Regions from separate parts of the Homo sapiens genome. Here region 2 is linked to region 1. Evidence: chromatin loops called from intact Hi-C (ENCODE). Cell type or tissue: HepG2. All regions are shown on one strand.

What was found. Peaks named below come from ENCODE experiments on the same cell type or tissue, not always from the same donor. Only the 100,000 strongest peaks of a DNase experiment are listed, where the experiment ranks them.
Region 2: a loop joins it to region 1, with 11 times the contacts of the local background. A loop is called at or near these places in 1 of 110 quality-filtered maps.

Annotation. Positions count from the first base shown.
Region 1 is chr2:239,295,536-239,303,535 of GRCh38, reverse strand. All of the region lies in intron 2 of HDAC4 (histone deacetylase 4), which reads left to right. Among named protein-coding and RNA genes, the nearest start is that of MIR4269, 5.9 kb to the left of the region's middle. RefSeq lists enhancers at 308-397, 6,777-7,392, 7,393-8,000. In HepG2, no CTCF peak of the experiment used is centred here; DNase peaks (open chromatin) are centred at 3,885, 6,745, 7,175, 7,295 and 1 weaker place; H3K4me3 peaks cover 3,666 bases.
Region 2 is chr2:239,178,887-239,186,886 of GRCh38, reverse strand. The region is part of intron 4 of HDAC4 (histone deacetylase 4); the gene reads left to right. Among named protein-coding and RNA genes, the nearest start is that of HDAC4-AS2, 11 kb to the left of the region's middle. In HepG2, no CTCF peak of the experiment used is centred here; a DNase peak (open chromatin) is centred at 4,656.

The DNA.
Region 1 (8,000 bases):
ACAAGCCACAGGCTGTCCCGAGAAAGGAGCGGGGAGATCGAGGAAGCACGCTGCCGTGTCTTGTTCGTGGGGTGCTTGTGACGCTCTCGCAGGATGCCCTGTGGGCCACACCACGAGTGCTCGGTGGCGACTGCAGAAGGGTGAGGGACGTTTCCCTTCACACCAGACGGCGGGTCTTGATGGCAGAGGAACCAGGCATCAGAGGAGGACAAGTCAATCCGGGAGCGTAGATAAAAAGGAAGCGAAACTTATTTCACATTGTCAAGCTGTCGGGGATTCCAGGGACCTTGTCCTCCAGGCCTGTCCCTGTGCCCTCCTGTCCCCAGGCCTGAGCAGCCGGGTGTGGGATGGGAACAGGCCAGGGCCAGGTGCCTCACGCCCTGAGGCTGGAGTCAGGCTCTGTTGCCACTTTGAATCCAGGGGCCCACCCTGAACCCTGAGCTGGGCTTCTGTTCAGTACGCGGAGGTGATGACCTCTCCCACCCGGGGGGGGTTTGAGGACTCCCGAGGTGGCAGGGGTGACGCCCAGCCCAGCATGCAGAGTGCCCAGGCAGTGCCCACACCTTTCCTCTCCCTGCCAAGGTGCTCCGGGCCTGAGCCTGTGTGGCCCCCTGCTTGGGGCTGTCACCACAATGCCATTCCCCGCACGCCCAGCAAGTCCCTCCTATGGGTGAGAGCCTAACTTGAGAGACTCTTTTGGGGAGGAGTAAGATGACCTGCCCTTCTCAAGAGTGAGCAGTTCTTAGATGACTGCCTTGAGCAGCGATGGTTCTTCCTGCAGGGGTGCGCCCACGAAACGCTCTGCGTGAAGCACATTGGTGCCATGCTCAGGCCCAGGGAGAGTGGAGGGTGCTGTGCTCTTGGACTGGGTCCTGGCTCGAGGGTTGAGGGGCTGGGCCATGTCCACAAAAAGTCACTGGATGGCTGGGCTGCTCCCACTGTGTCGCTGGAAGAGGGGCAGCGCCCGCTGCAGTGTTTGGAGTGCTTGGTCATGGCCCCACGTGGATTCTCCTTCCTGGGGGAAGCTGTTCCGTCCCCAGGTTTTCAGCTAACTTATCTGAGTTTTGATGAAGAGAGCAAGGGGTTTTGCTAATCTGGATTCCTGTGGAAGGGCCTCCTCTCTCTGCTCGTGTTTTATAGCTTGGCAACTCTAGTGCTAGTTCTGCAATATTCGAATTTGAGTAGCCAGAAGAATTTGCTGCCAGGGTGGCCTTGCCCTTGACTTTGAAATGAACTCACCCGAGACTTCAGCTTGATGCCTCCTTTGGCTAATGCTGGGTTCTGGGCTTTGGCCGCCGCCTGCCTGTCCATCACAAGGGGCCATGTTCTCCAATCAGGACAGAGTTCTAAGCATTTCACAGTAAAGCCTGCAGGAGTTAGGTTTTCTGTTCTTGACAGACTGAGAATGATACTGAGAATGTTTTCTGATTGATTTGGTGAGCTGTCTGTTTATAGCATCATTAGAGATTATTTTCCATGGCTAGGAATTATTCTTGACCTCACAGTAAAGGACTCTGAATCCCCCACCCCCTGCCTGTTTTTTTTGTTGTTGTTGTGTTTTTTTGTTTGTTTGTTTTAAAGAAAAGACTTGTACCATCAGTCTTAGGCGTAATCTCCTTGGCAGTAGTGAGGAGCAAGGCATCTGATGGAGAAACAAAGCATGGTAAGGTTTTTACCATTCAGGAATCACACCGCAGTAGCATTGTAGTATTTGATCACAATTTACTCTTACTTTTTTTCATAAAGAAAGAAATAGGCCTACAGTGGCTCTCACTTGTAATCCCAGCACTTTGGGAGGCTGAGGCAGGAGGATTGCTTGAGGCCAGAAGTTTGAGACCAATCTGGACAACATAGGAACACCTCCTCTCTACAGAAAAGATTAAAAACATTAGCTGGGCATGGTGGTATGCGTCTGTAGTCCCAGCTGTTCAGGAAGCTGAGGTGGGAGGATCCTTCGAGCTAGGAGGTCGAGGCTGCAGTGAGCCATGTCATACCGCTGCACTCCAGCCTGGGTGACAGAGGGGAGACCCTGTTTCAAGAGAGAAAAATAAAAAAAAAAAAAAAGAAAGAAAGCACCAGCAGAATTTAGAAATGTGGGCCAGTGTGGGAGCCTCGCCTGGCATCACTGGCCTCGCCTGGCATCACTGGCTGTGGGCTGCTGCTCTCGCCCTGGAGCTGTTACTTTGAGAGCAGATCGAGGACTCAGCAGGCAGGAGGAATGTTCACGGCAGGGTCAGTTCCCACGCTGCATACGCCCCACCATCGCCCCTCGTCGTGGCTGGGATGGGAGACCGACTTTAGAACCAGAGGCTGGGAAGAGGGAGATACCCCCTTCCAGAAGGGGCCTTCTGCCGCTGAGTAAGGGGGTGGTGCCCGGCTGGCTCCATGAGGGGCATGAGGGGTGCTGGCTATGCTTGGCCTGAGGGGTTGCTGCAGGAAGGCCTTGCTCCCCGCCGGGGCTGAGGGACCCGGCTGAGCAGCAGCAGCAGGAGGAATGAGCAGTGCTCTTGGAGCCCGGAGGAGGGGGCAGGGCTTGTCCTTCTGGACGGGCAGCCCCAGGAAAAGAGAAGCCCAGAGCTAAGGGCCCTTGCCCTAGGGAGGGGTCCCACATGGACCCCGAAGACGTTCCTCTCTGCAGCCCTTCCTGGCACTGCGTGGACACGATGTACGGAATGAGGAAAACGAGCTTCTTTCCCTTCTCTTTCACTTCTCCCTCCCATCACGCAGCGTGCAATTATGGAAGAGGATAAAGAAGGAAAGAGCAGTCGGAAAAATTCTGTAAGAACCGGAGAGGGGAGTTCGGGTGTTTTTACAGCTCCTGGGGTTCTCCGGGAAACAAAGGTGTGCTATTTCCACTTCTGTGTCTTCATTCCTGTTCTGCAGGGAAGCTCAGCCTGGCTTCATCCACATGGGTGGAGCAGAGTCAAGTTCAGTTGGGAATTTTTTTTTTTTCCTGCTCATTTGGAAAAAGAGGAAAAGACACTGGGATACAAAGAGGGCTTTATAAAGAAGAGGCCTCCTTGGTCCTCCACTCCAGGACTTTCTGCGATGGCGGAAATGGTCCATAGCAGCAATGCCCATCGGGGCAGCCACTGGTCATGCCTGACTGTTGAGCTTGTCAGCAGCCACATCAACACATGGATGGTGTGGCCGAGGAACTGGATTTCAAATTAAATTAAATTAAATTTCAATTTAAGTAACCACATGTGGCCAGTAGCTACCTACAGCGCACTCTCAGGAAGGCTCTAGACTGAGAGTTTGAGGATCATCCTTTATCAGTGATTTGAATGGATGAGGCTTCATCTGTTTGAATTTCCCAGTTGGGGTAAAAAGAGGGGATGCTTGTACTGGAATGGGAGTAGGTTCACAGCGCACAGCCTGGGCCAGCATCAGTGTGTTGCTGAATTTATGCTCCTTCCCAAGGTTGTTGAGGAGACTGGAAGAGAAGTTCTGTGTTAGAGAGAGGGACGCCCTAGAGGAGTTCACTTAGTCACAAGGAGCAGAAATGCCCTCAGTGGCATGGATTGAAAGGCACTTACGGATGGAATTCGGGAGAAATTCATGGAGCACTGCAGGGAGTCCTCTGATGGGACCCCTCTTCCTTCTCTGTCTCCCCTGTCTCCCGAGCCCCAGGACTGCCGGTCTCCCATCTGCTTAGTCCCCAGCTGCGTCCCTGCAGGCTCTCCGCTCTGTTGCTGGTTTGGTTCGTCTGGTGTGTGCCTCCCCTGTGACATGCCGGGAGCAGAGCGGAACAGCTGTGCCAGTCCCTGGGCCCCAGCTGGACTGTGCTGGGTCCAGGGTCTATGAGAGCTGCTGGGAGGCCACCAGTGCAGGTGGGCAGGACCTTGCTCCGTGATTCTACCCATGACGCTTCTCACTCAAGGAATTGGCTTTTGTTTCAGTGCATCCTATTGAAAATCACTTAGCCAGTAAGCAAATGTTGGCCCTTAGTCTGTTAAACATTAATACAAATAAGCACGTGTCGCTGCCCTCCCGTTGTACAGTTGTACAGCTGTAATAAACACCACTCGCCCTGCCTCGTGTGCATGTCTCTTCTGGTTTCGGCACCCCAGTGCCGTGGTTGTGCGAGGGGATCAGAATATCTGCTTGAGATTAGCCCATGTCAGCATTTTATTGGGATTGTTAGGCACCTCCGTCCTGATCATTGCACCACGCTCTGTCCCTGTACTTAAATATCTCTACTTGGCATTTGAAACAAAACAAATAAACCTATTGTACAGGATGGACCAATCATGAGGCATTTTCACTCTGATGTTGGCAGTGGATGTGTTGACATTGAGAGGATATTCATGGTGGCAGGCTGCCCCCAGTTCCAGGTTTTGGATATTTGGAATAAGGTAGGCTATGACAGGCCGGGTGCAATAGCTTATGCCTGTAATCCCAGCACTTTGGGAGGCCAAGGCAGGCGGATCACGAGGTCAGGAGATCGAGACCATCCTGGCTAACATGAAACCCCGTCTCTACTAAAAATACAAAAAATTAGCTGGGCGTGGTGGCGGGCACCTGTAGTCCCAGCTACTCGGGAGGCTGAGGCAGGAGAATGGCATGAACCCGGGAGGCGGAGCTTGCAGTGAGCCGAGATGGCGCCACCGCACTCCAGCCTGGGCGACAGAGTGACTGCATCTCAAAAAAAAAAAAAAAAAAAAAAAAATAGGCTATGGCCATGAAGGGTTGCTTCCGGATTCAGTACATTTAGGAGGAAATAATGTTGTTCATCATATGACACAGTTAAGTCTCCGAGAGATAATTAAATGAAAATCATTCTAAAATGTTTGATTAAATGCCTTTCTAGCCTAGCCCCTGTAGGTGGAGTGTCATGATTTCCACGTTGTTGGGTGCTGGATAAATGATTTAGCCACAGTCTCACGGCTCTGTAAAGAGTGGCAGGCTGTTCCTATCACTGCTGATCCTGTGTGTGCTGTGCACCGGATGTGGGTGGAATGAGGCTGCAGGGGCACCTGCATCCCCAGTGGCTATGATGACTAAATGAGGAGGCCCCTGTAGAGTGCACAGCGTTCACCCAGTGACAGTGTGATTGTAATAGCTGGGGTTGCTGGGACCCTAGAGTATCCACGGTGTGCATGCACTTGAACTTCAGGATACCCTGTTTCCCTCTGAGGTGCAAGAGCTCTGGCGATTCCGGATCCCTACTGTGTGTCAGGTTCTGGAAGCATCTTCTCTCATCTCCACGTGATGCCCAGGGGCTCCCCCAGCTTCTGGAAGCCACCGCTTGTCCAGGGCACCAGCCCAGTCTGTCGTCAAGCCTGGATTTGATCTTAGGTCTGGCTGCTTCCGGAATACCGAGACGGGCCTCTGCTGTTCCCTGAGCTTGCTGTCAGCAAATGTTTGGTGAGGAGAATTATTTGGTTTGGAATTTCTTGTTTATGTTTTAGTCCATTAATTTTTTTTATCCTGTGAAATATTTTAGCAACCCTAAAGACCCATGACACACAGGTATCTCTTCAATATTGTGCTAATTCCTGCCTTTTTTTGGTGTCTTCTCATCTCAGCATCAGTAGTGGTGGCCATGTAGGGACAGAGGCACTTAGCAGCCGCGGCACCGGGAATAATGATTTGACTTGGGGGCCCTGTGGAAGAGGCACATGTTGCCGCTTGAATTCTAAGAACACTATTTACCTTTCTGTTTTGAAAGTTCACTTTCACTTTCAAGGTCTCAATTTTCTCAAAAGTTCTAAAGTGATAAACATAGTCTTTCTAAGATTTTCTTTTTGCATTTGTGGCCTTCGTTGTGGCACAGCCCTGTGTCAGGTGGGGCTGAGCCCAGAGGGTGCTGAGGGGATGGGGCTCATGGTGACAGCGTGGTGCAATCCCGAGGCAAGTCCTTGGCACTGTGATGGGCGCTACCATTGGGGCCTGGCATCCCCAGGCCTCATTAGCCAGCAGTGACCACAGGTGATGCACAGGCGTTCTCATGTCCTGCTTTGGATTCCCTCCGTTAAGGAAACCGCAGCACAGCACCGCTCCACAGTAGCTCATAGCCGGGCAGCCAGGGAGCCGCAGAGTCTGGACTTGACCTCTGCAACCCCGTCTCAACCCTATGCTGTCACACCAGTGTCTGAGTTAAATGGCAATGCAAAGCTCTGGGTCCCATCTTCTAGCGGGGACCTTTGTGGCTTGCCCACAGGTTGGTGGCACGGATCGCTGCTCTCTGGGACAGCATGGGACCCTTTCTGGAGCGAAGTCCACTTCAGAGACCCTGGGTTGCTGTCTGACAGAGCTGTGGGCCTGCCTCATCCTGCGGCCAAGGTTTGGGTGAGCGCTGGCTGCTCGTGGGAAGGTTGGGGGCTCAGGCACCTTTGTGATTGCCTTGTCTTCAGTCTCCACTTCTGTCAGAGCTTACAAAGAGCAGCACATGGGGTCCAGAGGCTTCTGGGGAGCCACCCGTGCCCCTGACCCAAGGATGCATAGGCCAGCCCTTGTAGGAAGCAGCATAAGACTTAATTCCTTTTTTTTTTTTTTTTTTTTTACATGAAAACAAACAGAAATGGGAGTTTTATTTGTTCCCTGCAGCCCCACGAACATCTTTTGGAGCCATCTGGAGAGCTGATCACTTCTTTGGCGGGGACAATCAAATATTGAATGTTGAGGGAAATTAGGGCAAATGGCTCCAGGACTGTCCACTTTTGACAGACCTGGTGAGTGAGTTTAATCATTAATCATTAATCCACGCTTTCTAAATATATCTGCCCCGAAGAATCTCCCGGGCGGAGGTGAAAGTCCTGGTTCCCATGCTCCCTTGACCTGACTGAAGCACAGCTCCGGGGCCCGACAGTGGACAGGCACCCCATTTCATCCCTGTCTGGGGACACATTTAAGCAGTGCTGCCTCGGTTTGTTATTTAGTGACTTATTTTCAAGGAAAAAGATCCAGAAATGATTAGATAAATGCGAAGTCCTAAAAAAGAAAACAGCGCAGTTTCTCTTAAATGCCGGCCAGCATTGTGACCCTGATCTGCTGAGGCCTTGGAAGGTAGTTGAGGCTGCAGGAAATGTCACGGGGTGACCTTTAGAATTAGAGTGTCAGCACTCAGCTGGCTGCCTGCATCTGAAAAAGGAGCCATTGTAGCCAGTGAAATGGGGAAAAACCAGAAAACCAGCTGGGCCAGGGCGCTGCAGGACTGGCCATGACCGCCCTGTGCCACTGTCTGCAGAGACCCTGGTCCAGGCGGGTATTGGCCTCCTTCTGGGCAGAGTGCTGGTGTCCACGCCCAGGGCACACATACAGCTAAGCACATCCTCTGTGTGCGTGCATGTGTGCATACCTGCATATGTGCGTGTGTGTGTGTGCTTTGAGAGTGGTGGCTTTCTGATTGAACAAGCAGAGTGCTCAAGGACACGGCTCCAGGTCAGCCTGTGCAGGCTCCAGTTTGGTGCTCCCCTTTTCTTGCTGGATTAACTTTGGACCATCCCTGAGCCTCTTTGTGCCTCAGTGTCCTCATGTAAAATGGGCGTGATAGCATCCTCAGCTCTCTGCTGCTTCTGTGAAGATGAAGAGTCCCTCTGTAGATGCGCCCATTGCCTGGTAGCTCTAATTACTGGCTCTTCCTTCAGCACCCTGTAAGAAGCTGTTGCAAATGAAGTGTGAGTTGGTGACAGAGCAGTGAAGAGGCTGAGAAAGACAATGAAGGGCTCTGGGGGCACTTGTGATGTGGTTTGGAGAGACAGCTGCCCTAGAACTCACACAGGTGGCCCACTTCTTTGGTCTGTTTGTGCAAAAGTCATTGGTAGTGATTTTGTTGGTGGTGGTGGTTTTGGTGAGGATGTCCATTTAAGAAATAAAATGAAACTGAACGGGAATGGTAAACGAGACACAAAACAGAATGAAAAGCCTCCCAGAGGCTGAGCTTGAAAGGAAACAGCAAATTACAAAGTGAGAATGCCAAGAGCTTTCTCCTTTAACAAACCAGGGTGCATTGTTCTCCTTTCTAATGATAAGGGAGGACCTGTTTGCTCTGGGAA
Region 2 (8,000 bases), 120 kb after region 1:
AGCCCCGTGTGTTTGACTGGGGCTCCTCAAGGTAGTCCTAGGAGGCCAGAAGACATAAAGAAGACACTTGAGTTGGGGTCAGTGCTGCCATCTCAGGGTGAGGCCAGGTCTCACCTCCAGAACCCCTCTGCCTCTCCTCTTCTGGTGCCCCAGGAGCTGGCTTCACTGCTTGGAAGAGAGCACCCCGACCCCAGTCCTCACGTCGCTCCTACAGGCCAGGCCTTCAGGCCATGCTCCTCATTCCTGGAGGGGTCCCTGGGAAAGCCCACCCCATCACCCTCTGAGAGATGGCCAGAGACCTTAGAACCATGGCTCTGGAGCCAGTCTCTGGGCCAGGGTCTCAAAAGCACAGAAAGAAGTTCAAGGTTGCCTTTCTCTTTGCATTTTAATCATTTATTTCTTCATTAAAATAGAGATTATAAAAGCCATTTGAACTACATAGTGGTTTCATTACATTAGGAGGCTTTTGTTTGGATGATTTAAACTCTCTTTATAAGCCATCATATTGTTTGTTAGTGACATTTGGCAATAGTGTTTGTCAGACAGATTTCTTGAACACAAAATCTAATTAGTGTCATTAAATCATCAGTGAATTTGAATAGAGTTTTATAATTGAAAAGGGAGTCATTTTTAAAATATAACTTAAATTATTAATGTTGGGTAAATAGGATCTTTTAGGAGAATTTTAATGCTCGTGGTCCCCTTGGACTTTCCGGTTTCCTGGCTGTTTGTGGTGGTTTAGACACAGCCTTGCCTCTCCTTCTCGGATGGTGCTTTTCCACCAAGAAGCGGATCCCAGGTAAGCGTGGAAGTTCTCTCTTGCACTTCTGTGTTTTTGTTTGTTTGTTTTTTGAGGCAGTCTCGCTCAACTGTTGCACAGGCTGGAGTGCATTGGTGCCATCTCAGTTCACTTCAATCTTCGCCTCCCAGGTTCAAGCGATGCTCATGCCTCAGCCACCTGAGTGGCTGGGATTACCAGCATGCACCACCACACCCTGCTGCTAATTTTTGTATTTTTGGTAGAGATGGGTTTTTCCCATGTTGGCCAGGCTAGGCTCGAACTCCTGGCCTTAAGTGATCTGCCTGTATCAGCCTCCCAAAGTGTCAGGTTTACAGGCGTGAGCCACTGCGCCCGGCCTCTCTCTTGCATTTCTGATCAATGCCTCCCAGAAGAATATGGAGAGGCAGGACACAAACATGGATACCCAGAGAGGGTCCAAGGACAGGCCACGAAGCCATGGCTAGAGCATGCTCCAGGCTGGTGAGTGATGGAGCAGGGGCATGTGGGAGACCCCAAGCACAAGACTGGGCCCCGGCACCCACCTCAGGGTGCATCTCTCCCCAGGAGGCACAGGGCACCCCCCACACTGTGCACCTCTCCCTAGGAAACACGGGGCACCCCCTGCAGGGTGCATCTCTCCCCAGGAGGCACGGGACACCCCCACAGGGCACACCTTTCCCCAGCAGTTAGGGTACACCTCTCCCCAGGAGGCGTGGGGCACCCCCTGCAGGGCACATGTCTCCCCACGAGACACGGGGCACCCTTCATAGGGCAGACCTCTCCCCAGGAGATACAGGGCACCCCCTTTAGGGCATTCCTCTCCCCAGAAGACACCGAGGCACCCCTATAGGGCACAACTCTTCCCAGGAGATACAGGGCAACCCCCATGGGGGATACAGGCACCCCATGGGGTGCACCTCTCCCCAGAAGACACTGGGCACTCCTCCCATAGGGCACAGCCTCCAGGGTAGTCACCGAGGGACCCACCCATAGGGCACAGCCTCCAGGGTAGTCACCGAGGGACCCACCCATAGGGCACAGCCTCCAGGGCAGGCACTGAGGGACCCCCCCCATAGGGCACAGCCCTCCAGGGCAGACACTGAGGGATAGCCCTCCATGATAGACACCAAGGGACCCCCCCCATAGGACACATCCTCCAGGGCAGACACTGAGGGACCCCCCACCATAGGACACAGTCTCCAGGACAGACACTGAGGGACCCCCCCATAGGATACATCCTCCAGGGCAGACACTGAGGGACCCCCCACCATAGGACACAGTCTCCAGGACAGACACTGAGGGACCCCCCCATAGGACACATCCTCCAGGGCAGACACTGAGGGACCCCCCACCATAGGACACAGTCTCCAGGACAGACACTGAGGGACCCCCCCATAGGACACATCCTCCGGGACAGACACTGAGGGACCTCCCCCATAGGGTACAACCTCCAGGACAGACACTGAGGGACCCCCCATCATAGGGCACAGCCTCCAGGACAGACACTGAGGGACCCCCCCCGATAGGGCACAGCCTCCAGGACAGACACTGAGGGACCACCCCATAGGGCACAGCCTCCAGGACAGACACTGGGGGACCCCCCCCCATAGGGCACAGCCTCCAGGACAGACACTGAGGGACCCCCCCTCATAGGGCACAGCCTCCAGGACAGACACTGAGGGACCCCCCCATAGGGCACAGCCTCCAGGACAGACACTGGGGGACCCCCCCTCATAGGGCACAGCCTCCAAGACAGACACTGAGGGACCCCCCCACCACCATAGGACACATCCTCCAGGACAGACACTTAGGGACCCCCCCATAGGGCACAGCCTCCAGGGCAGGTACAGGGCACCTTTTGTATGTAGGTTGCACATCGCCCTCCTGCAAGGCTTACCCTCTCTCCCTGCACTGGTGTAAGGCGTGCCTTTTCTTCCCTAACTTCAGCCTATTCCCAGTCGAATGCATGAAGAGTAAAAATCATTTACACACTGTTTTAGTGGCATGTCTTTTTTTTTTTTTTTTTTTTTTTTTTTACACTAGCAAGGCTGGCCTCTTTTTCGTGTGCTTGTGTGTGTGTGTGTGTCCATGTGACTTGTGCTATGGAGAGCACAGTGGATAGGAGAGAGTTTTCAGAGCTGTTTAGTTGATAGTGTGACTCTTCCTTTCAGGGAGGAACTAACACGGAAAGGAACCTAGTTTTCTGGCACTGGGAGCGTGGGTCATGATCCTTATTCTCTTTAATACCTGGCCGAGGAAGGTGAAGAGATGTTGCCCAGGCCCAGCTTTCTGGTCACCTGAGGCAGCTGTCAGTGAGCATTAGAGCTCACCTGAGCTGTGCCGAATGCCTGATCCAGGGCTCTGCGCCAGGACAGGGGTGCGGTGGGGAGGCAGGGGGCAGGAGCACACTCTTGGTTTGGAGCAGAGTCCCTCTGTGGTGCCTCTGGGTGAAGGTTAAGAATAGACGGGAAGACCTCGTGCACACCTTTGCTTAGCATGAGCTGCCTCCCAAGCTAGGCAGAGGCACATGCACGTGGCAGTGGGCAGTGGGGCCAGGTGACACATAGGGCACGTGGGCACACACCTGGAGAGCCATGGATGCCGTGGCCCTACCCCAGCTGGTCTGCACCTGGTGTTCCCATCCATGGGCGGCAGCTTACCGTCCGTGGCGTCCATTCTGCCGCCCTTTCCTCCTGGCCCCTGCCGCTTTATGCGGGCGCGGCATCTGCCCACTCTGGGGCTGTTCCCCTGGCAAGTTGAAAAAGAGACACAAGAAAGTCAAGAGTTTCGTTTTAAAAGTGAAAATCTTTTTGGGTTACCACTTGAATATTTGTATATTAAATTCTGAAGTCAGAGTCAAAGCAGCTAAATTCTGGGGCTCCTATATTTGGTTCAGAGTTCAGTGTACGCTTAACGTAAACTTAAAGTCTGGTTAGAGTAATAGGATCAGCTATGATTGGTTTTGTTTTTGCTTTTCTTAGAAGAATGAGGTCGTAGTCATCTTATTTTAAATTGCTCATTATAGTTTCAGTCTGCAAAAAATTGCTTCCCAACAGCCCTTGCCCCATGGAGTAGTCTGACGTGTAAAGTTAGCGAGGGACTAGTTGCAGACAATTTTAGCTAACTTAAAAATAAGCGCATCTCAAAGTCCTGTTTTTCGAAGCCTGAATTTGGTATTCCAGTGACGCACCTGCCCTCCAGAAGCCAACTGAGGGTTCCCATGGAGAATAAGTACCTATTCACGATGCTAGGATGTGGGGCAGGAGTGAAGAAGAGTGAAATGGCCATCTTCCCTTGTGGTTCCAGCATTTTCCGAGCATGCCGAGGGCAGAGGGTCCCTGTGTCTTCTTTGAAGATCAAGAAACAGGCCTGACGTCTCAGCTTGTGCTATGAACAGGGAGTGTTGAAATCCAGTTTGTCCTGATGGCTTTCACTTTGCAGGCTTTGCTCTACAGATAATCTGTTATAAATCTAATAAGGTGGAATGCCTCCCTACAAGTAGCGAAGCCGAGATCACACAGCGTTGCCGGGGGCAGGTAGGGAATCAGTCACTGTTTGTGACTGCTGGTTTCATTAAAACTCCACCACAGTCATGTTTCTGGGAGTTTTGCCTTCCTGTGAATTTTAATCCCCAGCAGCCATGGTTGTTGCTTTCATTCTTTTTGAAATGATGGTGGAAAGAGCTCACTTTCCCTCTGGGTTCTGGCTGACAAGTAGATACTGTGAGACTGCATTAGGCTGCATCTGTCCGCTCTGCGTTTCCGCCCTGAGTGAGCTCTGAGCAGCGGGAGGGAGGGAGCCAAGGGGCCCTGTGCAGGTGACAGCCAGAGGGGAGGGGCTCGCCATGACGAGGAGATCAGTTCAACAAAGGACTGTGTTTGTTTTCTGAGCTGAGAAGCACCCCGAAGCCCTGTGGGTTGTATGTTTATAGGTTAACCTGCTGGTGGCATTCCCAATCTGCAGACAGTGTGGCCCAGGGATGCTCTCGGGGCACCTTTCCCTGTGTACACAGCTCCGGGTCCCCAGGGCAGAGTCCTGAATCTGTACATGCCCAGATGTTTGTCCTGGTAGAGGGACTTTGCTTGCATGTGGCGGCAAGGAACACCGCGTTAGGAAGGTGTGCTCCAGGTAGTATCTCCCTAGCCTTGAGGGGGCCTGATTTTACCTTAGGATATTTAGTGTCTGCAGGAAGTCGGCGTCTCTAGGCGACATCTTTCAAAAGTGACGGTTTGATGACAATCAGGCCGCACGGAGGCAAGCCCAGACCAGCTCTTCTGAGTGTTCTCCCCATGCCACCTCTTCCAGTCCTCACAGGAACCCTTGGGGGCAGGTGCCACATTTAACCCAGCACGGAGAGGTTAAATATTTAGGTGCAAGTGCGCTGGCAGCAAGCAGGTGGGTGGAGCAGGTTTTATCAGCCAGGCAGCCTGGCCTGGGCACTGCCCTCCAGCCAGCGTGCTATGGGCCGCCTGTGAGTCTTCGGAGGCCAGCGCTGCCCTGATGAAGGACACGGCAAGAGCTTGCTTATGTTTATCCCACCATCCCCAAGAAGTTCATTTAAGTTGGTTGTTCGGAATTAAGTTTTTGCCATGGGAAAGATACAGGTGAGATGCTTGGTGTGTGCAGCTAGCCCTGACGGCCCTCCCTGCCCCTCCTGCGCACACGCTGCTGCCGGGCGTGGTGGGTGCCCCCTCTCCCTCGGCCCACCCAGGCCTCCTGCCTTGCCTGTGCCCACACATCTGCCAGGAGCAGCACCCCTGCTGGAAGGCAAGCCTGCATTGCACCTGCCTGGGTAGGGTCTTGCCTCAGCCCCTCCTCTCCTCCCTCCTTCCTTGGGTGTGGGCCTACCTCCTGCCACCTCTGCAGCTCTTCTATCCCCGTGCTCCTGGCTGGAATTGAGTCCCACCCCCCTTGTGAGGGCTGTAGGTGGGTGGGCGTGTTTGTGGACAGGGCTTTTCATCTGTGAGGAGAGCCGGCAGGTCCTGTCCCCAATGTCTGGATGCTGATCTGCTCTCTCTGCTGCTGTAAATCCTTGCTGTGTGTGACCACAGGTGTGACTGGGCAGACCTGCCTAGAGCCCGAGGTCCCACTGCCCTGGACTCCAAGCGATTCCTGTGGGGCTCTGCCATCCAGGCCACTTCCGCTGCCATGGGACAGTGGACGGGGAGGCTGGCTGTGGGCTGCAGGCTGCAATGACCCAGCCCAGGTGGGCCGGGAAAGACCAGCGCTGTGGTCTCCGTCCTGGAGGCTGGGGCAGCCTCAGTCCAGAGCTATCTGCTGGGGTCACTGCAATGGGGCAGGCGGTTTCTGCCTGGGGACTCTTCCTCGGGGTGGGCCATGGGGGGCAGCGGCCCAGCACACCCTTCCATCCACATGGGGCACTCATGAGGGGCAATCATGTTCATTTTGCTTGTTCACTGCCAGCGCCAGTTTGAGGTTGCCGAATGCCATTTGGTTGGCCAATGCCTGTCTCTGTCCCTTGTCTGGGCTGGGGGCTTTACTTACAGAATGGAAGAATGAGGAGTTTTACCTTACAAAATTACACAGTTGATGTTACGTTTAACATCGTGGACACAATGTGATTCAAATTTCACACAGGTCACAGACATGCGGGGTGACTGGCATGTCTCATCTTGAGTAGGAAGAGGCTGTGAGCAAGCTGAAATCCTTTCTTCCCTATTTACAAGTGGTTCTGGGTGGTCGTGGAAACCGGCTGAGTCCTCAGCAGTGGGAAGCGAGGTCCAGGAACGGGATTGATGCCCTGGTGAGGCCATTCCTCATCCCCTGCACCGCCTGTGACCATGAAAGGGCTTGGGCCAGGCTGTTTTTGCAGGCTGGATCTTCCCAGAAGCCTAGGGGTTGGAAAGGTGTGTGTGCTGGGTGCCCGGGGGCTGAGCTGGACCTCCAGGCTCTCGCAGGAGAGGGTGTGGTGGCCACCTGGAAGCTGGCTGTGCAGGGGCAGCAAGGGTGTGAAGCTTGCCAGTCGGCTCGGGCCTCTCATGTGAAGAAGGACCCAGCAAGATGCAGGAGATGTTCCCGGACACACACCGCCTGCCCCCGTCACCTTGCCAACGCCGCTGAAGGTTGGCGCCCACAGAGAAGGGCAGCGCCCTTGCACGCTCACAGTTACCTGGAGCACACATGCTCAATCCCACGCGCTCACTCACATTCAGAACGCACACTTGGGTGCACAAGCACGTTGATGTGCAGGTTCCTCCGTGCGGGCAGCCCTGTTGTCTTGGAGCAGCGAGCCCTGTAGCAGAAGGCTTGTGCCGCCTCCCACCCTGAGCACGCCGCGTGGGCTCTCAGGCTGTGGCACCTCAGGGACCCAGCCCCCCATCCCTGCTGGCCCTACTCTGTCGGGGTTGCCTCTGCCCGTCCGATGTAATCCTTTTCATCTGCTTTCCTACCCCTCAGCCACTTTTCATTTTCCTTTGTTATCACCTCTTGCTCTGAAGTGATGCGCATTTGTTGTAGAGCGGCAATCGGTCCCGACCTTTTTGGCACCAGGGACCGGTTTCGTGGAAGATGGTTTTTTCTGTGGACAGGGGTGGGGGACGCAGGAGAATGGTTTCGGGATGAAACTTCCACCACCTCAGATCATCAGGCGTTAGATTCTCATAAGGACCATGCATCCTAAATCCCCCACACGCACAGTTCACAACAGGATCACACTCCTGTGAGAATCTAATGCCACCACTGATCCAGCAGGAGCTTGAGCTCTGGCGGGAATGCTCCCTAGCCTGCCACTTACCTCCTGCTTTGTGGCCCATTTCCTAACAGGCCAGGGACTGCTGCTACCCGTCCACGGCCGGAGGTGGGGACCCCTGTCGTAGAGGGATTGAAGAATACACAGGGACGACAGTGTGACGTGGGTGGCATCCCATGGGCGCCAGTCCTGCTGTGCCAGCGCAGCCACTCATGGAGCACAGGCATCCAGTGGCTGCCTCGCACGCACACCCCACTCTATGCCTCAGGCGTCCGGTGGCTGCCTCGCACGCACTCCCCACTCTATGCCTCGGGCGTCCGGTGGCTGCCTCGCACGCACACCCCACTCTATGCCTCAGGCGTCCGGTGGCTGCCTCGCACACACACCCCACTCTATGCCTCGGGCGTCTGGTGGCTGCCTCGCACGCACTCCCCACTCTATGCCTCGGGCATCCGGTGGCTGCCTCGCACACACACCCCACTCTATGCTTTGCTCATCCTTTCCCTGGCC